2 separate regions of the Homo sapiens genome follow, and region 2 is linked to region 1. A link is an interaction called in ENCODE POLR2A ChIA-PET data of the cell type or tissue named here. Cell type or tissue: HepG2. All regions are shown on one strand. Each heading gives the region's core, and the rest is flanking DNA. Links, peaks and the distances in the headings are about the cores only. Region 1 overlaps MIR193BHG (MIR193b-365a host gene). Region 2 overlaps LOC107984869 (a long non-coding RNA gene).

Evidence for each region. ChIA-PET counts read pairs that join two places held together with the same protein. Peaks named below come from ENCODE experiments on the same cell type or tissue, not always from the same donor. Only the 100,000 strongest peaks of a DNase experiment are listed, where the experiment ranks them.
Region 2: POLR2A ChIA-PET joins it to region 1 with 6 read pairs; 1 of 35 experiments calls an interaction of 5 or more read pairs at or near these places.

Annotation. Positions count from the first base shown.
Region 1 is chr16:14,308,577-14,318,919 of GRCh38, forward strand. The region is part of intron 1 of MIR193BHG (MIR193b-365a host gene); the gene reads left to right. It overlaps MIR365A (microRNA 365a), which reads left to right and starts at 709; the gene lies at 709-795. RefSeq lists enhancers at 60-109, 1,996-2,290, 2,082-2,201, 2,302-2,441 and a silencer at 1,876-2,170. In HepG2, for the core only: a CTCF peak has its summit at 2,187; a DNase peak (open chromatin) is centred at 2,165.
Region 2 is chr16:15,902,615-15,912,957 of GRCh38, forward strand. It overlaps LOC107984869 (a long non-coding RNA gene), which reads right to left. Exons shown (of 3, transcript XR_001752339.2): 2 at 1,967-2,047; 3 at 1-378. Among named protein-coding and RNA genes, the nearest start is that of CEP20, 19 kb to the left of the region's middle. In HepG2, for the core only: no CTCF peak of the experiment used is centred there; a DNase peak (open chromatin) is centred at 5,627.

The sequences.
Region 1 (10,343 bases), core at 1,139-3,638:
CCTGAACTTCCTAGGCTCAAGCCTCATCCTCCTGAGTAGCTGGGACTACAAGCACACACCACCACACCTGGCTATTTTTTGCAGAGACTTGGGGGGGGTCTCACTGTGTTGCCCAGGCTGTTCTCAAACTCCTGGCCTCAAGCAGTCCTCCCACTTTGGCCTCCCAAAGTGCAGGGATTACAGGCGTGAGCCCCCACGCCAGCCGGTTTGCCCCTTTTGCACCACCAGCGATAACCACTCAGCTCCCCTACCCAAGCCTTAGTCCTTCTGTCCGTGTTGTGGAAACCAGGTATTTTCATCAGCATTTCCAAGGGGACTAAGTTTCTCCCATTCCAGAGGAGGAGGTGTTGAAGGATAACTTAGATCATTAATGAGGGTCTGGAACAGTCATCTGAAGTTTGGGGGAAACGTCACGTCTCCTATGATGCGCCTGGCTTTAGGGAATAATCCTTGTATCCATTTTGGGAACCTGCTCTGGGATTCCAGATCTGTGGTTTTCTGAGCACGTCTGTGTGGAAGCTGCTGCACTGAGACCTATTTAGCCAATTATTGAGAAGATGAGGTCCCTTTCGTGAGTCTGCACGGAGCCGCCGTACACCATGAAAGCGCTCACTTGTTTAAAGTTTGCTCTAACTTTGTACATTTTTTCCTTTTTAGTTTTGGCTCTTGGTGCTCTGAGAGCTACCACTTCCTGCCAGCTGGTTCGTTACCGCAGGGAAAATGAGGGACTTTTGGGGGCAGATGTGTTTCCATTCCACTATCATAATGCCCCTAAAAATCCTTATTGCTCTTGCAGTATTCCTCGGGGGTCCCTGGGCCAGAAAGACATCAGCTCGGAGTTCCTCCAGCAACTCAAAGAAGAGAGAAAGCTGTTCCCCAAACTCTTCCGCTGTAGCGCCTTCTGGGTCCCTGGTAGATGCCTTCTTGTGCTCAAAACCGGTTATCACTGTGAAAAATTGAAAGACGCCATGCGCAGACACTGGTTGCTAAACGTGCTTTTGCCCTCCAGGGGCAGACGCTGAGATCCGGCCTGGGAAGGAGTACAGCTGTGGCTCCCCATCAGCGTCAGCATTTGCTCTGGGGGGTTGTAGGGGGAGGTAGGGAAAGCGGAAAGAAACAAGTGTTACCTGTTTGACGAGGCCTGGTCCTTGCAGCCAGGGCCTCCGGGATCATCGCCTTGGCAGGGGGCCCTGGGGCAGTCCTGGCTTTCCTGCTAGCTCCCTGAGACAGAACACTTTCCCCGCTCGCTGCCTCAGTTTCCCCATACACCAAGGGAGGGGCAGCACCCCCTGCTCTGGCTTCAAAGGGTTCTTGGATGTAGCCAATGTTATATATAAAAAGCTCTAACGTTGTATAAGCTCTGAAGGTGCTTTGAAAATTGGAGAGTCCATGCATTAAACATGGAAGGTAATAATATGAATACACACAGAGGAATTCATGGGTGGGGAGACGGCAGCCCAGCACTGAGCCTGGGTTTCTGGGATCAGCCAGGCCTGCATTCCAGCCCGAGCTCTGCGCCTCTCTTGCTGTGTCACCCGGGACAAGTGAGTCAGTCTCTCTGAGCCACCAGCTCCTCAGGCATGAAACCTGTAACTCAGACTCCCAAGTCTGATTTGCACATCTCTGATTTTAAGCGGCGCCGGCTAAAGGTGAAAATTATTCTAGTAGGTATTCTTTGCACCGCTGATTTGTACTTCAGGCAATTGGTTGGTTTTCCATTTAGGGTCGGGAGACAGGGGCCCTTTTTTTGTCCATCAATTGATGTCAGTTAAACAAAAAAGAGTGGGTGTTTTGGAAGAAAAATATTAAGCAACTACAGCTGCCCTGAGGATGGGACAGAAATCAGAAAGTCGTGTGTAAAGTTTCAGAGGTCCACTTTTAGAGAATTCTTGTTTATCTCAGGGATTTTCCGCACTCCTGTAGTCGGTGTGGGGAGGGGTGGGGGGAGATGGGGGAGTTGCCAGTTCAGATCTGTAGAGGGCTCCAGCATGACAAAACTGGGTGTCACACATCTTCCTTTTGGGGGTCGGGAAACCACCCTTCCCTGCTCACCGACACCACTGGGACCCCTCACCCCCCCACTCCTGCATTGATCCATAGCTCAGATTTCTCTCTCATTTTAGGGTCACGATGACTCAGCACCCTCCTTTCTGGCCAGGGCACCTCCCTTGGCCTCTAGGGGCACTTGCCTGACAGGCCTCACTGTGCCGGACCTGGGAGCCAGCTGCCCACCAGCCCCCTGGGACTCTGGTTTTGCAGGGAAACCATGGGTGATCAGTCCCAGCCGGCAGGGGCCAACTGCGGTTTCACTTTCTGCTGCATCATGGGGTGGGGGGTGGCAGCGGGCCCCCGCTGGCCAGCTAGAGCAGGCACTGAGAGGCCTGCAGACAGCTGCCGGCCCTGCTGCCAGAACGCACCCCCCACCCACCCCCTGCAGCCTGCCAGGATGGGGGCTGGGCTCTCAGGAGCCCCTTAAATCTTTCCACCTGCACAGTGTCGGGGACCTCAAGTGAGAAAAGCCTGGAGCCGATGAGATGGTTTCCTGAGCTGTTGGAGATTCCCCCAAAACAACCTTTTTTTTTTTTTTTTTTTTTTTAATTGAGACAGGGTCTCTCTTTGTCACTCAGGCTGGATTGCAGCGGTGCAGTCAAAGCTCACTGCAGCCTCGAACTCCTGAGCTCAAGCGATCGTCCTGCCTCGGCCTCCCAAAGTGGTTGGGCTACAGGTGCATGCCACCTAGTCCTGCCCAAAACAAGCTTGTAAATCACGCAGGCTAGAAACTCAAGAGAGCTGTGATTGTTGCTTCTGGGTCAGATTGCTGTGGCTAGACACTGCTTCTGCCCTTCCTTCCCTGGATAGATGGCTGCTGAGGCCCTACTGTGTGCGGAGCTGGGTGCCAGGTGCTGGAGGTACAGCAGGGAGCCAGACAGCCCCTGCCCGCATGGGGCTCACAGTTGAGTCAGGGGAGACAGACAAAAGAATCAAAGAAATAATCCAGCCGGGTGCGGTGGCTCACGCCTGTAATCCCAGCACTTTGGGAGGCCAAGGCGGGTGGATCACGAGGTCAGGGGATCGAGACCATCCTGGCTAACATGGTGAAACCCCGTCTCTACTAAAAATACAAAAAAGTTAGCCGGGTGTGGTGGCGGGCGCCTGTAGTCCCAGCTACTCGGGAGGCTGAGGCAGGAGAATGGCGTGAACCCGGGAGGCGGAGCTTGCAGGGAACGGAGATTGAGCCACTGCACTCCAGCCTGGGCAACAGAGCGAGACTCCGTCTCAAAAAAAAAAAAAAAAAAAGAAAGAAAGGAAAAAAAAGAAATAATCCCACGTTACGATGGAAATTTCACGCTGAATACTTGGTGTTAGGATCTCAGGAAGGGATCATGCATACATGTCTGTCATGAGTCAACTCCCAGAACACATAGCATAGGAGGCAAGGGAAGGCTGCCCCTTCACCCGCTAAAAGTTTGCTAAAAATAACTGACAGGCCAGGCATGGTGGCTCACGCCAGTAATCCTAGTACTTTGGGAGGCCGAGGTGGGAGGATCACTTGAGCTCAGGAGTTCAAAATGTTCCTGGGCAACATAGTGAGACCTTGTCCCTATTTTATATTTATTTTTTAAAAGTTTTTACCAAAGAAATGACTGACAACAAGTGGATTAATAGGAGAAAAAAGCATATGAGCCGGGCGTGGTGGCTCATGCCTGTAATGCCAGCACTTTGGGAGGCCGAGGCATGAGGATCACGAGCTCAGGTGATCAAGACCATCCTGGCTAACACGGTGAAACCCCGTCTCTACTAAAAATACAAAAATTAGCCAGGCGAGGTGGTGCACGCCTGTAGTCCCAGCTACTCGGGAGGCTGAGGCAGGAGAGTGGCCTGAACCCGGGGGGCGGGGCTTGCAGTGAGCCGAGATCGCCTCACTGCACTCCAGCCTAGGCGACAAGAGCAAGACACCATCTCAAAAAAAAAAAAAAAAAAGAAAAAGGCATATGAATTTATTCACCATGCATAAACGCCAGGGGAGTGGCGGGAGAATGATTATCCAATAACCCAGTGAAGTCCATCGCTGGGCACAGTGGCTCACACCTGTAATCCTGGCAGTCTGGGAGGCCGAGTCAGGTGGATTGCTTGAGGTCACTAGTTTGAGACCAGCCTGGGAAACATGGTGAAACCCTGTCTCTACCAGAAATACAAAAAAAAAAAAATTAGCCAGCCTTGGTGGTGCACACCTGTGCTCCCAGCTACTCGGGAGGCTGAGGTGGGAGGATCGCTTGAGCCCCGGAAGCAGAGGTTGTAGTGAGCCGAGATCACGCTGCTGCACTCCAGCCTGGGTAACTGAGACCTTGTCTCAAAAAAATATAAAAATATAAATAAATACTTCCGTCATAGAAGGGAGATGGGGGAAATGCGGCCACTCTCAGGGGTAGTAAATGATTTTTAGGAGGAATGAATGGGTCTGATGCTGGGACAACGGTCAGTGAATAATTCCTTTAGGGAGTCGAATGGGATCGGAGGACAGATGATAGTTTGGGATGAAGTCCGTCTGCACTCCAGGTGTGGTGTTTCATTTCATTCTCTTCCTCTGTGATATGAGTTTTCATCTCTGGTTAATGAAATTTCAGTGAAGGAGTCGAAGGCAATTGTGTTCCTCTTTGGCGGGTGTGGTTTCCAGGTAGATAAGGGAACTCCAGATAGCAGGCTCCTCCTATGCTTTGGGACGGACAGAGGATGGAGAAACAGGATTGGGGGTGGGGGCGGGGGGGTGGTGTTGGAGAGACCTTGAGGCTGCTTCAGTTGAGCACATCAAAGAGCCATATTTTGGGGTACCGTTTTCTGAGCCCCAACAATAGGTAGGGTTAAGAATAGAGACCTGGGAGCCAGCTGTCCTGTGTTTGAACTTGACTCTTCTACTGAGTGGTCGGGTGACCTCTGCCAAGATACTTGCCCTCTTTGTGCCTCAGTTCCCCCATCTACAGTTACTAGAATATTAGGGCACAGCATAGGGATGTGGTGAGGATGAAATACATGAACGTCTGTAAAGAACTAAGCACGGCGCCTGACATTGATGATGTGCTATATAAGTCTTAGCTATTATATAAGAATAATAAATGTGAACTATTATTGTAAGATGAAATGCGCCAGCCACAGCAGGCCAGGAACATCAGTAATGTGGCCGAGCCTGTCCTCTGTGCGAAACGCTTTACAGGCCCTCATCTCACCTAATGGCCACAGCCAACCTGCAGGTGAGCCTAATTGACATCTGAGGCTGGGGAAACTGAGGCTCAGGCCGGTGAAGAGAGGTATTTAAGGTTAACCAGCAGGCAAGCAGTGTGACCTCAGATGCAGGGCTGGTTTCCAGGGGCTGGGACCCACGCTTAGTTGACTGCTTTGAGGCCAAGGCATGGGAATTGCTTGAGACCAGGGGTTGCAGACCAGCCTGGGCAACATAGCCACACTCTCATTTCTTTAAAAACAAAAACAAAAAAATGACCCAGGCATGGTGGCACGCCCCGGTAGTCCCAGCTACTCAGGAGGCTGAGGGGGTAGGTTGGCTTGAGCCCAGGATGTCCAGGCTGCAGTGAGCTGTGATAGTGCCACCTTAACAATTTTGCTCCAGCCTTACTAACTTTGGAACAAGGGGCCTCACATTTTCATTTTGCAAATTATGTAGCCAATCCTGCCCTGATCTAAAGTACTCCAGAGCTGTCACTCTTAACTCCTACCAGCCATATATCACACAGCCAGGCCCACAGTCACCTTCCAAGTCATCAGGATGGTGTTTTGTAGTAGGACTGAGATCCTGGGAGAATGTGAAGACTCCTTATGGGGCTGAATTGCCAACATTAAAAGGCAGGCGGGGCAGTTGCTAAGGGCAGAGGGCATCACTCCTTCATTGCTGTATCCTCAGGGCCTGGTCTGTGTTAGATGTTCAGTTAATAGTTTTAACATGAAGCCAGTGAATCGGAGACTGCTCTATCTCCCCGGACCCAACCTACTTAAATGACACCTTCCAGGGAAGCAAGTCAGTGGTGCAGTGTCAGATGTCAATCATCCCGAACACCACCCTCCATCCCCCAGTAGACTTCTGGACAGCCCCTGAGGGTCCCCTAAGACCCTCCCCCTGCCCCAAACCTGTGTGCCCACACCTTGGAGTAGATTCCTGCTTAACGGGCTCTGGTGGGGGGTTCAGAGGTAACACAAGTATTTAAAGGCATGTGGAGGCCAGGCGCGGTGGCTCACACCTGTAATCCCAGCACTTTGGGAGGGCAAGACAGGTGGATCACCTGAGGTCAGGAGTTTGAGACCAGCCTGGCCAACATGGTAAAATGCCGTCTCTAGTAAAAATACAAAAATTAGCCTGGCCTGGTGGCGTGCGCCTGTAATCCCAGCTACTCAGGAGGCTGAGGCATGAGAATCGCTTGAACCTGGTGGCGGAGGTTGCAGTGAGCCGAGATCTCACCACTGCACTCCAGCCTGGGTGACAGTGAGACTCCATCTCAAAATAATTAAATTAAAAATAAAGGCATATGGGCTTGGCTTCTCGAGTGCCTATAGTGGGGAAGAGGCAGAGTATAGCCCAAAGAATACTTGGATGTTAGTTCAGGCAGGTTCAAGACCCAGCCAGGGGTCATGGGTTATGGTCTTCTGAATTGGTTAATGAGAGGGTTTGAAGGAAAGATTCCTTTTCCTCTGAAGTTGGAAGTTTATTGACACTCAAAACTCCTAAATGGTACTAAGAAGCAAAGAATGGTTTCAAAAGCCTAGAAGATATTTATAACAAAACTTTTTTTTTTTTTGAGACAGTGTCTCAGTCTGTTGCCCAGGCTAGAGTGCAGTGGTGCCATCTCAGCTCACTGCAACCTCTGCCTCCAGGGTTCAAGTGATTCTCCCACCTCAGCTTCAGTAGCTGGGATTATAGGCACACACCACCGTGCCCAGCTAATTTGTGTATTTTTAGTAGAGATGGGGTTTCACCATGTTGGCCAGGCTGGTCTCGAACTCCTGACCTCAAATGATCTGCCCGCCTCAGCCTCCCAAACTGCTGGGTTTACAGGCGTGAGCCCCCACACCTGGCCAATATATTTTTATAATGTTCTTTGCCAGCTGTTTGCACAGGTATGATCCATTGTTTCAAATAATGCTGTGAAGCAGAAGCTGTCCTCACTTTCTAAATAACATCATAACCATCGATATGTATTGAATGCTTTGTATGTACTAGGCGCTGCACCTGTATGAAGTCAGTCATTTCAGTTGCATAAGCAACATATAAAAAGGGATTATTGGTATCTCCAGCTTACTGATGAGGAAAGAGAGATGCACTGACGTCCAAGGCCACATACCCGGCATGTGAGGAACTGGGGCTCAGGCCTGGATCTTCCATTCCAAGGGTCAGCAGCCCATTTCTGTAAAAGGCCACATTGTGAAGATTTTAGCCTTTGCAGGCAATACAGTCTCTGTTGCAGCTGCTCAACTCTGCCTTTTTTTTTTGGTTGGGAGGGACGGAATCTTGCTCTGTTGCCCAGGCTGGCGTGTGGTGGCGCAATCTCGGCTCACTGCAACCTACGATTCCCTGGTTCAAGTGATCCTCCTGCCTCAGCCTCCTGAGTAGCTGAGATTACAGGTGCCCGCCACCATGCCCAGCTAATTTTTTTTTTGTCTCAGTGTTTTATTTTTTTATTTATTATTATACTTTAAGTTCTAGGGTACAACGCCCAGCTAATTGTTGTATTTTTAGTAGAGATAGGGGTTTCAGCATGTTGGCCAGGCTGGTCTCCATCTCCTGACCTCGTGATCCACCCCCCTCGGCCTCCCAAAGTGCTGGGATTACAGGTGTGAGCCACCGTGCCCGACCAACTCTGGCATTTTAACTCAAAAGTAGCCACAGATAGTACACAAACAAACGGATGTGGCTGTGTGTTGCAATAAAACTTTATTCACAAAAACAAGGAGTGGGCCAAACTTGGCCCACAGGCCGTATTTCCTGACTCCTGTTCCAGAGCAAAAGCTTATCCTTCAGTTAGAACATCATGAACTTGGCCCTGGCAACGTTCTTTTCTCCCCACCTGTGAGGTGACAGAGTTATGTTTCGGAACAGATGACCACTGTCTCTGGAGAGGTTAGGTTGGCTCCTCCTTCTTTGAGGGAATTCTGCAGCTCTTGGAAATTAGATCTATTAGGATTTCTTGGTGACAGCCACAATAGAATACCCTGGGGATTTCAACATTGTAATTTTAGTAGCTGTCAACTGAGTAACTTTTAAAGAGGAAAGAAAGTGTGGTAGTTCAGAAAAATACCTCAGTGGTTCACTTTGCCTGTGGAAGCCATTCTTTAAACTGAGAATAAAAATCTTTTTTTTTTTTTTTTTTTATAATCAGTGTCTTGCTCTGTTGCCCAAGCTGGAGTGCACTGGTGCCATTATAGCTCACTGCAGCCTTAAACTCCTGAGCTCAGGTGATCCTCCTGCCTCAGCCTCCTGAGTAGCTGGGACTACAGATGAACATCACTCTTGGCTTTTTTTTTTCTTTTTTTTGAGATGGAGTCTCGCTCTGTCGCCCAGGCTGGAATGCAGTGGTGCGATCTCGGCTCACTGCAAGCTCCGCCTCCCGGGTTCACGTCATTCTCCTGCCTCAGCCTCCTGAGTAGCTGGGACTACAGGCGCCCACCACCACGCCTGGCTTTTTTTTTTTTTTTTTTTTTTTTTTTGTATTTTCAATAGAGACGGGGTTTCACTGTGTTAGCCAGGATGGTCTCGATCTCCTGACCTCAGCCTGCCAAAGTGCTGGGATTACAGGCATGAGTCACCGTGCCCGGCCACTCTCGGCTAATTTTTTTATTCTTTTATAGAGTCGGGGTCTCACTACGTTGCCCAGGCTGGTCTTGAACTCCTGGCTTCAAGTGATCCTCCTGCATCAGCCTCACAAAGTGCTGGAATTGCAGGCGTAAGCCGCCATGCCCGGCTGAAAATAGCTTAAGACAGAATGGCAGGGGTGTGTGTGTGTGTGTGTGTGTGTGTGTGTGTGTGTGTAGGGAGAGGGTGGAGAAGAGAAAGGGAATTTCCCAAGAGGGCAGAGAGCTGGAGCCAAAGGATTCCTAGCAGGAGGGTCAGAGAGGAAGGTGTGACTTCTTTTTTTAAACAGCTTTATTGAGAGATTATTCACTTAACGTACACTTCACCCATTTAACATGTATGATTCAATGTCTTTGAGTGTATACACAGAGTTGTACAACCATCACAATCAATGTTAGAACACCATCAACTCAAAAAGAAACCCTGGGCCCAGCACTTTGGGAGGCCAAGGCAGGCGGATCATCTGAGGTCAGGAGTTTGAGACCAGCCTGGCCAACATGGTGAAACCCCGTCTCTACCAAAAGTACAAAAATTAGCCAGACGTGGTGGCGTGTACCTGTAATCCCAGCTACTCAGAAGGCTGAGGCAGAAGAATCGCTTGAACCCCGGAGGCGGAGCTTGCAGTGAGCCGAGATCATACCATTGCACTCCAGCCTGGGCAACAGAGTGAGACTCCATCTCAAAAAAAAAAAAAAAAAAGAAAAGAAACCCAGAACCCTCCCGCATCCTAATCCTCCAACGCCCCCAACCCTGAGCAATCACAAATCTACTTTCTGCCCCTGTGGATTTGTTTATTCTGCACATTTCCTATAAATGGAATCACACAATTAATGCGGTCCTTTGTGACTGGATCCTTTTACTTAGCAGGACGTTCTCAAGGTTCAGCCACACTGTAGCATGGATCAGAACTTCATTCCTTCTTACAGCTGAATCATATTCTGTATTATGGATGGGCCACCATTTTGTTTAACCACTGTCAGTGATGGACATACGGGTTGTTTACACTTTTTGGCTGCTATGAATAATGCAGCAATGAACATTCATGTGTTAGTCTTTGTGTAAACAGATGCTTTCATTTCTCTTAGGCATATAGGTCAGAGTAGAATTGCTGGGCCATAAGGCAACCCTATGTTTATCATTTTGAGGAACTGCCAGGGGCAAGTCTTAATATATTGCCTTTTTATTTTTAATTTTTGTTTTTATTTTCTTGAAACGGGGTCTGGCTCTGTCACTCAGGCTGGAGTGCAGTGGTGCAATCACAGCTCACCACAGCCTTGAACTCCTGAGCTCAGGCCATCTGCCTGCTTCAGCCTCCCGAGTAGCTGGGACCACAGGCACATGCCACTATGCCTGGCTAATTTTTTATCTTTTGTAACAATGAGGTCTTGCCATGTTGCCAGCTGGTCTTGAATTCCTAGGCTCAAGTGATCCTTCCACTTTAGCCTCCCAAAGTGTTGGGATTAGAGGCATGAGCCACTGTGCCTGGCCTTTA
Region 2 (10,343 bases), core at 4,672-7,171, 1.6 Mb after region 1:
GGATAAACCTGATACCCTCTCCAAAATCTCTTCCAATTTTCCTAACCTCTGTACCAATGAGGACTTCCTTTCCTTTCTGACTTTCGATCAATGTAACAAAAATAAAATTGAAGCAGAGAAGGGTTAAGTATGTTGCTCAAGGTCTTGCAGGTGATTTGGGTTAGAGCCAATCTTGAACTCAGCCAGGTGAGGTGGCACCTGGTTCCATGACTGGACCCTCCCTGCTGCCCTGGTTTGCGAGAAGATTCTTACACACATGTCCCTGATCTCCTTGAAGCTTTGATTTTCCACCTAGAGCCCCACTGCAGCATCCTGGTTATCTGCGCAAGCTCTGTTGTTACACTGAACTGGATGGTGAATCCTGGGTACCTGTGTGGCCTTGGGCAAAAAAAAAAAAAAAAAAAAAAGCACCTCTCTGAGCTTCCATTTCTTTCATTCTTTCTTTCCCTTTCCCCTCTCCTCCCCTCCCCTCCCCTCCCCTTCTCTCTCTCTCTCTCTCTCTCTCTCTCTCTCTTTCTTTGTTGGAGTCTCCGTCTGTTGTGCAGGCTGGAGTGCAGTGGCGCAATCTTGGCTTGCTACAACCTCTGCCTCCTGGCTTCAAGCAATTCTCCTGCCTTGGCCCCCCTGACGAGCTGGGATTACAGGCATGCACCACCATGCCAGCTAATGTTTGTATTTTTGTAGAGATGGGGTTTTGCCATGTTGGCCAGGCTGGTCTCAAACTTCTGACCTCAAGTATTACGCCCATTTTGGCCTCCCAAAGTGCTGGGATTACAGGTGTGAGCCACCACACACGTTCTTGGGCCTCCATTTCTACAGCTATTAAAAGGAGGCCATAATAGTACCTAACTCCTGGGATATTATCGTGGCTAAAATGAGCTAATGGGCCAGGTGCGGTGGCTCACATCTGTAATCCCAGTACTTTCGGAGGCCGAGGCGGGTGGATTACCTGAGGTCAGGAGTTCGAGATCAGCCTGGCCAACATGGCGAAAGCCCGTCTCTACTAAAAATACAAAAATTAGCCAGGTGTGGTGGCTTGCACCTGTAGTCCCAGCTACTCGGGAGTCTGGGGCAAGAGAATCGCTTGAACCCAGGAGGTGGAGGTTGCAGTGAGCTGAGATTGTGCCACTGCACTCCAGCCTGAGTGACAGAGCTAGACTCCATCTCAAAAACTAATAATAATAATAATAATAATAATAATAATAATAATAATAATATCATAATAAGATGGGCCTGGCGCGGTGGCTCACGCCTGTAATCCCAGCACTTTACTCTACTAAATCTCTACTAAAAATACAAAAATTAGCCAGGTGTGGTGGCGGGTGCCTGTAATCCCAGCTACTTGGGAGGCTGAGGCAGGAGAATCACTTGAACCTGGGAGGCGGAGGTTGAAGTGAGCCAAGATGGCGCCATTGCACTCCAGCCTGGGAAACAGGAGTGAAACTCTGTCTCAAAAAAATTAAATAAATAAATAAGTAAATAAATAAATAAAATGAACTAATGCATGAAGAGCACTTAGTTAAATTAAATAAATAAATAAAATTTTTAAAAAATAAAATTAATTAAATAATAAATAAATAAATAAAATGAACTAATGCATGCAACAACTTAGCACAGTGCCTAGGACATAATAGGCACTCGATAAGTGGGCTGGGCGTAGTGGCTCATGCCTGTAATCTGAGCACTCTGGGAGGCTGAGGCGGGCAGATCACCTGAGCTCAGGAGTTCAAGACCACCCTGGGCAACATGGCGAAACCCCATCTGTACAAAAATTACAAAAATTAGCTGACCATGGTGATACCCACCTGCAGTTCCAGCTACTTGGGAGGCTGAGGTGGGAGGATCACTTGAGCCCGGGAGACTAAGGTTGCTGTGAGCCCAGATCATGCCACTACACTCCAGCCTGGTGGACAAAGCTAGACCCTGTCACACACACACACACACACAAAAGTGGCTATTTCCTCACCATTCCCCCCTTGGCAGGTCACAGCCCAGTCCACTCCACTCCTCCATGGTCTCCATTCTTGTCGCCTCGACACCAGATGGCCTGGATTAGGTGTGTAAGAACATATTTATGCTCCAGTTTTCTCTTGTCAAATTCCTCATCCTTCCTCTCCCCTTCCCAGATGTTCTCCATTCTCCGCAAATCCTCTACCTCACCTCCATCTTCCACCTGCTCTTTGGTCACTCTGTCTCCTACTCAACTAGGAAGACCCTAGGAACCCTCCACTTGGACCCTAAATCTCTTTGCATTTTAACCTTTCATTCATGAATTCATTCATTCGAAAGATATTATTGAGCATCTACTATGTACCAGGCACTAAGGATACTAGAGTAAATATAATAAACAGGATCCTGGCTGGGTGAGGTGGCTCATGCCTGTAATCTCAGCACTTTCGGAGGTAAAGGTGGGTGGATCGCTTGAGGTCAGGAGTTCGAGACCAGCCTGGCCAACATGACAAAACCCGTCTCTAGTAACAATACAAAAATTATCTGGGCATGGTGGTGGCACATGCCTGTAATCCTAGCAACTTGGGAGGCTGAGGCAGGAGAATCGCTTGAACCCAGGAAGTGGAGGTTGCAGTGAGCTGAGATCACACCACTGCACTCTAGCCTGTGCAACAGAGCAAGACTTTGTCTCAAAAAAGTAAACACGGTCTCTACTCACATAGAGCTCACTGGCCAAGAGAAAGGGCAGCAATTCATCAAATATTTAATTACAAACTCAGATAAATACTATAATGAAAAATGCAGAGATTCTGAGACAGTCAGGGGCCATAACCTAGCCTAGGTTGGTGGTTATGGAAGGCTTCCATATCAGCATGTGTTTCTTTCTTTCTTTTTCTTTTTTCTTTTCTTTTCTTTTTTTCTTTTTCTTTTTTTTTTTTGAGATGGCGTCTTGCTCTGTTGCCCAGGTTGGAGTGCAGTGGCACCGTCTCATCTCACTGCAACTTCCACCTCCCAGGTTCAAGCAATTCTCATGCCTCAGCCTCCCAAGTAGCTGGGGTTACAGGCTTGTGCCAACACACCTGGCTAATTTTTGTATTTTTAGTGGAGTGCAGTGGAACCATCTCGGCTCACTGCAACTTCTGCCTCCCAGGTTCAAGCGATTCTCATGCCTCGGCCTCCCAAGCAGCTGGGATTACAGGCGTGTGCCACCACACCTGGCTAATTTTTGTGTTTTTAGTAGAGATGAGGTTTCACAAAGTTAGCCAGGTTGGACAGCACGAGTTTCTATGCAACACACTGTCCTAAAACTTAGTGGCTTAAAACAACAACAATCATTGATTTCACCCCCAAATCTGCAATTTGGGCAGGATGTGGCCTGGACAGCAAGTCTGTGTTCCACATGCCATGCTCAACATGGGGCAGCTTGACAGGGGCTGGAGGACCCACTTTTTTTTGGTTGTCTCTGAGATATAATTTACATGCCATAAATTTCACCATGTGAAACCATACAATTCAATGCTTTTTAGTATATTCACAGGATTGTACAACTATTGCTATCTAATTCCACGATATTTCCTTTTCCCTAAAAAGAAATCCTATACTTATCTGGATGTGGTGGCGCACACCTGTGGTCCCAGCTACTCGGGAGGCTGAGACAGGGGGATCAATTGAGCCCAAGAGTTCCAGGCTGCAGTGAGCTATGATCGCACCATTGCACTCCAGCCTGGGTGACAGAATGAGACCCTGTTTCTAAACAACAATGACAAGAACAACAACAACAGAATATATACCATTAGCAGTCTCTTCTATTCCCTCTTCCCCTAGTCCCTGGAAACACTCATCTATCTTCTGTCTTTATAGATCTGTCTGTTCTAGACACTTCAAATGGAATATACACTACGTGGCCTATTGTGTCTGGCTTCTGTCACTGAGTACAATGTTATCAAGATTCTGGAAGACCCACTTTGTGGATGGCTCAGTCACATGGCTGGCAATTTGGTATTTGCTGTCAGGTGGGAACTCAGCCAGGGCTGTGGGCAGGGATCCCATTTCTTCTCTATGGGGGCCCCCTCCACGGGCTGCTTGAGCTTCCTTATGGCATGGTGGTTGGGTTCCAAGATGGAGCATCCTAACAGAGCCAAGTGGGAGCTTTTCATATCTTTTTTTTTTTTTTCAATTGAGACAAAGTCTCACTGTCACCCAGGCTGGTGTGCAGTGGCATGATCTTGGCTCACTGCCACCTCCACTTCCTGGGTTCAAGTGATTCTTGTGCCTCAGCCTCCTAAGTAGCTGGGACTACAAGTGAGCGCCACCACGCCCAGCTAATTATTGTATTTTTAGTAGAGGCTAGGTTTGCCATGTTGGCCAGGCTGGCATATTTATTAAAAAAAAAAAAGAGAGAGAGAGAGAGACAGGGTCTTGCTTGTTGCCCTTGGCAGGTCACAGCCCAGTCCACTCCACTCCTCCATGGTCTTGAACTCCTAGTCTCAAATGATCCTCCTGCCTCATCCTTCCAAAGTGCTGAGATTACAGATGTGAGCCACGATGTCCGGCCAGCTTTTCACCTTTTATGACCAGTTTCAGAAGTCACACCATGTCACTTCCACAGTAGCCTCAAGCTCGTCTGGATTCAAGGGAAGGGAACACAGACCACCCTTCACAACAGGAGTGTCAAAGTCACCTTGTTTGCGTTTTAACTTTTCATTAATGCATTCATTCATTCAAAAGATATTATTGGCCAGGTGCAGTGGCTCAAACCTATAATCACAGCACCTTGGGAGGCTGAGGCGGATGGATCACCTGAGGTCTGGAGTTAGAGACCAGCCTGGCCAACATGGTGAAACCCCGTCTCTACTAAAAATACAAAAATTAGCTGGGTGTAGTGGCATGCGCCTGTAATCCCAGCTACTTGGGAGGCTGAGGCAGGAAAATCGCTTGAACCCGGGAAGTGGAGGTTGCAGTGAGCCGAGATTGCGTCATTGCATTCCAGCCTGGGTGACAAGAGTGAAAATCCATCTCAAAAAAAAAAAAAAAAAAAAAAAAGTCACACCATGTCAGTTCCACAGTAGCCTCAAGCTCATCTGGATTCAACGGAAGGGAACACAGGCCACCCTTCTCAATAAGAGTGTAAGATCACTTTGTTTACATTTTAACCTTTTATTCATGCATGCGTTCATTCAAAAGATATTATTGAGCATCTACTCATGAATGAATAATTGTGGCCACTTTTGGAAAATACAAGTGCTACAGCTTCCCTGAGAAGATGATGTTGGGGCTGACAGCTGAAGGATAAGCAGGTGTTACTTAGGCACAGGTATGGAAGAGCATTCAAAAAACACAGAACAACGTGTTCAAAAGACCCGGGGGAACAATTAGCACACTGGAGGAACTTAAGGCGGCCTTGAGTGGCAGAGGCAGAGAGAAAGGCACTTGTCTGTTGTGTGCTTTCCATGACTGCTGTTTCCACTCAGCCTTCATTGTCCATTTTTTCAGAAACAGTACCCTAAATTCCCTTTGGGGAACCATTGACTCACCCGCCCTCAGCCCTCTCAGTGGGGCTGGCTGCAGGGGTGGGTGTTAAGACCCAGGTCTAGCCATTCAAGACAGTTCACCCAGCCTCGCCAGTCTCACTGATTGGTTCGGGTGTGGTCATGTGACACTCAGAAGGGCCAATGAGGCTCAAACCCAAGACATCTGCTGCAGCTATTGGACAAGACAGAGTGTATTGCCTTGGGGTTGCTAGGTAGGATAGAGGCAGGAGTGGTTGGGTGTCACCTTTGCCTCTGCCAGAGAATAACCTGTTGAAATGACACCAACAAAGAGAAAGTAGAACGAAGTGACACAGACCATTGAGCTCCTGGACTATGACCAAAGCCAGCTCTGCCACTGGACATTTTAGATTCATGGGCCAATACATGATGGTTTAGGCTAATTTGAATTTCTGTCACCTGGAATCAAGAGTACTGTTTAAAGGCACCATCGGTGGGCGCAGTGGCTCATGCCTGTAATCCCAGCACTTTGGGAGGCCGAGGCGGGTGGATCACCCGAGGTCAGGAGTTTGAGACCACCTTGGCCAAAATGGCGAAACTCCATCTCTACTAAAAATACAGAAAATAGCCGGGCATGGTGGCACGTGCCTGTAATCCCAGCAACTAGAGGGTCTGAGGCAGGAGGATGGCTTGAACCTGGGAGGCAGAGGTTGCAGTGAGCCATGATTGTGCCACTGCACTCCAGCCTGGGCAACAGAGTGAGACTCCATCTCAAAAAACAAACAAACAAACAAATAAATAAATAAAGACACTATGGTTAGGATTTTTCTCTTCCTGTCCCTAACTACACATTCTCCATTCCTGGTTCTTACGTACCACTTCAGAAGCCTCCAGCACTTCATCTGGCCTCTCTTCCTTCTCTCTCTCTTTCATTTCTTATTTTTTTTGAGACAGAGTCTCGATCTGTCACCCAGGCTGGAGCGCAGTGGCGCAATCTTGGCTCACTGCAACCTCCACCTCCAAGGCTCAAGTGATCCTCCAGCCTCAGCCTCCTGAGTAGCTGGGATTACAGGCACACACCACCACTCCAAGCTAACTTTTTGTATTTTTAGTAGAGACTGGTTTTTGCCATGTTGCCCAGGCTGGTCCCAAACTTCTGGCCCCAAACTTCTGGCAGATCAAGTGATCCACCTACCTCGGCCTCCCAAAGTGCTGGGATTACAGGTGTGAGCCACTGCATCTAGCCTTCTCTCTTTTTTTTGTGATCAATAAATGTTTGTTTATTGCATCTTGGTCTGAATGTCATATTAAATTTGGGGTTCCAAAAAACTCTAGAAAACATTTATGAGAACTTGGGAGGTGGAGGTTGCAGTGAGCCGAGATCGCGCCACTGCACTCCAGCCTGGGTGACAGATTGACACTTCGTCTCGCCAAAAAAAACAAACAAACAAAAAAAAAAAACAAAAAAAGAAAAAAAGAACTAAATGTCCCTGAATATAAAATGGTAGGTAAGAACAGTAATTGGCTTGTCGATCAATGATGAATCAAACAGAAAATGCGTGACAGATTATGGGGAAGTTTAAAATGTCCAAATATTATGTCCCAGAAGAATTTGTCTAGATAATAGATCTTCCTCAGTCCCTTTCAGGGGATGGATGGATAGTGGACATACTTGGGCAGGTTTATTCAGGGTAAGCTGGAGGAATGTGTCAAATAGGTAGCTACCTATCTGATTTACTTTCATCCTATTTTTTCTGCTCTTAAAACAAAATAACCTCCTATTGGTTAAACTTTTTTTTTTTTTTGGTTGCAAATCAAACTCTCTTACTGGTTTTAAAATATCAATTTCTTTTCTTTTTCTGTTTCTTTTTTTTTTTGAGGCGGAGTCTCACTCTGTGACCCAGGCTGGAGTGCAATGGCATGGTCTTGGCTCACTGCCACCTCCGCCTCCCGGGTTCAAGCGATTCTCCTGCTTCAGGCTCCTGAGTAGCTGGGACTAGAGGCATGTGCCACCACACCTAGCTAATTTTTGTATTTTTAGTAGAGACAGGGTTTCATCATGTTGGCCAGGCTGGTCTCGAACTTCTGATCTTGTGATCTGCCCGCCTTGGCCTCCCAAAGTGCTGGGATTACAGGCGTGAGCCACCGTGCCTATCCTATTTTTTTTCTTTTTCTTTTTCTTTTTTTAAGATGAAGTCACTCTCTGTTGCACAGGCTGGAGTGCAGTAGCACGATCTTGGCTCACTGCATCTTTTGCCTCCTGGGTTCAAGCGATTCTCAGCCTCCTGAGTAGCTAGGACTATAGGCGCGCGCCACCACGCCTGGCTAATTTTTGTATTTTTTTACAGAGGGGGTTTCACTATGTTGGCCAGGCTGGTCTCGAACTCCTGACCTGAAGTGATCCACCCACCTTGGCCTCCCAAAGCGCTGGGACTACAGGCATGAGTCACCACGCCTGGCCAAAAAAAAGATTAATCTTAAACATAACCAGAAGTCTAGATGTTTGACAGGTTTATTTATTTATTGAGACAAGGTCTAGCTCTGTTGCCCAGGCTGGAGTGCAGTGGCGTGATCTCTTGGGTCACTGCAACCTCCACCTGTGGGTTCAAGACACCCTCCCATCTCAGCCTCCTGAGTAGCTGGGACTACCTGCCTGGCTAAGTTTTGTATTTTTAGTAGAGACCAGGTTTCACCATGTTGCCCAGGCTGGTCTTGAACTCCTGGCCTCAAGTGATCCAGCACCTGGCCTCCTAAAGTTCTGGGATTACAGGCGTTGGCCACCATGCCTGGTCAGTTTGGCAGGTTTAAGGGTTGACTTATGCCTGTGACTGTGGCTATCTTTCTTTATATTCTCATGGCTTACCCCAGGCTGGCCACTTGTAATATATGGTCATCTTAACCAAATTAGAAAAAGGTATTCCAGTTGATGTGGTGGCTCACGCCTGTAGTCCCAGCACTTTGGGAGACCAAGGTGGGTAGGTCTCTTGAGCCCAGGAGTTTGAGATCAGCCTGGGCAACATAACAAGACCTCGTCTCTACAAAAAATACAAAAATTAGCTGGGCATGATTGTGCATGCCTGTAGTCACAGCTACTCGAGAGGCTGAGGTGGAGCCCAGAAGGCAGAGGTTGTAGTGAGCCAAGATGGGACCACTGCACCCCAGCCTGGGCAACAGAGCCAACCTGTCTTAAAAAACAAAAAACAAAAAACCTGACATGGGACTTTGAATATTCTAGTATTGAATGAATGAGGAATAAAGAGATGGATGGGTGGATGGATGGACGGACAGATGAATGAATTGATAGATGGATGAGTTGAATGGGTGATGGAAGGATGGATGGATGGACAGGTGGATGAATGGATGGATGGGTGGTGGATGAATGGATGGACAACTGAATGAATGAATGAATGAATAGATTGACAAGTGGATGGGTGATGGGTGGAAGGATAGATGGTCAGATGGATGGGCCATGGACGGATGAACGGACAGATGGATGAGAGAGAGAGAGAGATTCCTCTGGGCAGCAGACAATTTCCTTAAAAACAAACAAACAAAATCTCCTTTTTCGGGAAGATACAACCACACATACGGGCTGAATGTCAGCCCCCAATCATCTACTCGGCACTTCCATAGCACAGGGCACAATTTTGGGCAAGTGCTCATTTCGTGAGGACCACAGACAGGCACCATTTTTTTAAGGGTTGGTGGGATGATCACCACTGTTTGAGGCCTTATATTCAAGGATTACAATGTTCAGAGGAGAAAATAGAACGACTTCCAGGATCTCTGCCAGAGCGCCAGGAAGAACTTCCTCGGAAACATTTAACAAAACTCTCCTCGTATCTCATTGGCCTGATTTGAGTTACATTTCCTTTCTTTTCTTTCTTTTTTCTTTTTCTTTCTTTCTTTCTTTCTTTCTTTCTTTCTTTCTTTCTTTCTTTCTTTCTTTCTTTCTTTCCTTCCTTCCTTCCTTCCTTCCTTCCTTCTTTCTTTCTTTCTCTCTCTCTCTCTCTTTTTTTCTTTCCTTCCTTCTTTTTTTTTTTCTTTTTTTTGAGACATGGTCCAGCTTTGTCGTTCAGGCTGGAGTGCAGTGGCACGATCTTGGCTCACTGCAACCTCCGCCTCTGGGTTCAAGCAATTCTCCCCGCCTCAGCCTCCTAAGTAGCTGGGATTACAGGCACCCATCACCACGCCTGGCTGATTTTTGTATTTTTTAGTAGAGATGGGGTTTTACCATTTTGGCCAGGCTGGTCTTGAACCCCCGACCTTAGGCGATCCGCCTACCTCGGCCTCCGAAAGTGTTGGGATTACAGGTGTGAGCCACCGCGCCCGGCCTTCTTTCTTTTTTTGAGGTAAGATTCACAAAACATTTTTAAAATCACCCTTTGGGGCCAGGCATGGTGGTGTGTGCCTGTAGTTCCAGCCACTAGGGAGGCTGAGGCAGGAGGATCACTTGGGCCCAGGAGCCTGAAGTGCGCTATGATCACTCCACTGTACTTCAGCGTGGGTGACAGAGTGATACCCTGTCTCAAAAAAAAAAAAAAAATCACCATTTAAAGTGAATAGTTCACTGTTTTTTGTCACATTCACAATGTTCCACAGCTATCATCACTATCTAGAACATTTTTACCACAGCAAAACAAAAGAAAAAAACAAAAAGCAAAACAAAAAACAAAAAACCATAACCATTAAGCAAACATTCTCCATTCCGCCCCTCCTCCTAGGCCCTGAGAACCACAATCTACTTCCTGTCTCTCCGGCTTTGCTTATTCCGTGTGTTTCATCCCATATAAATATATTCATAAAATATGTGGTCTTTTGTGTCTGTGTCTGTTTCCTTCCTCTCCCTTTCTTTCTTTCTTTCTTTCTTTCTTTCTTTCTTTCTTTCTTTCTTTCTTCCTTTTT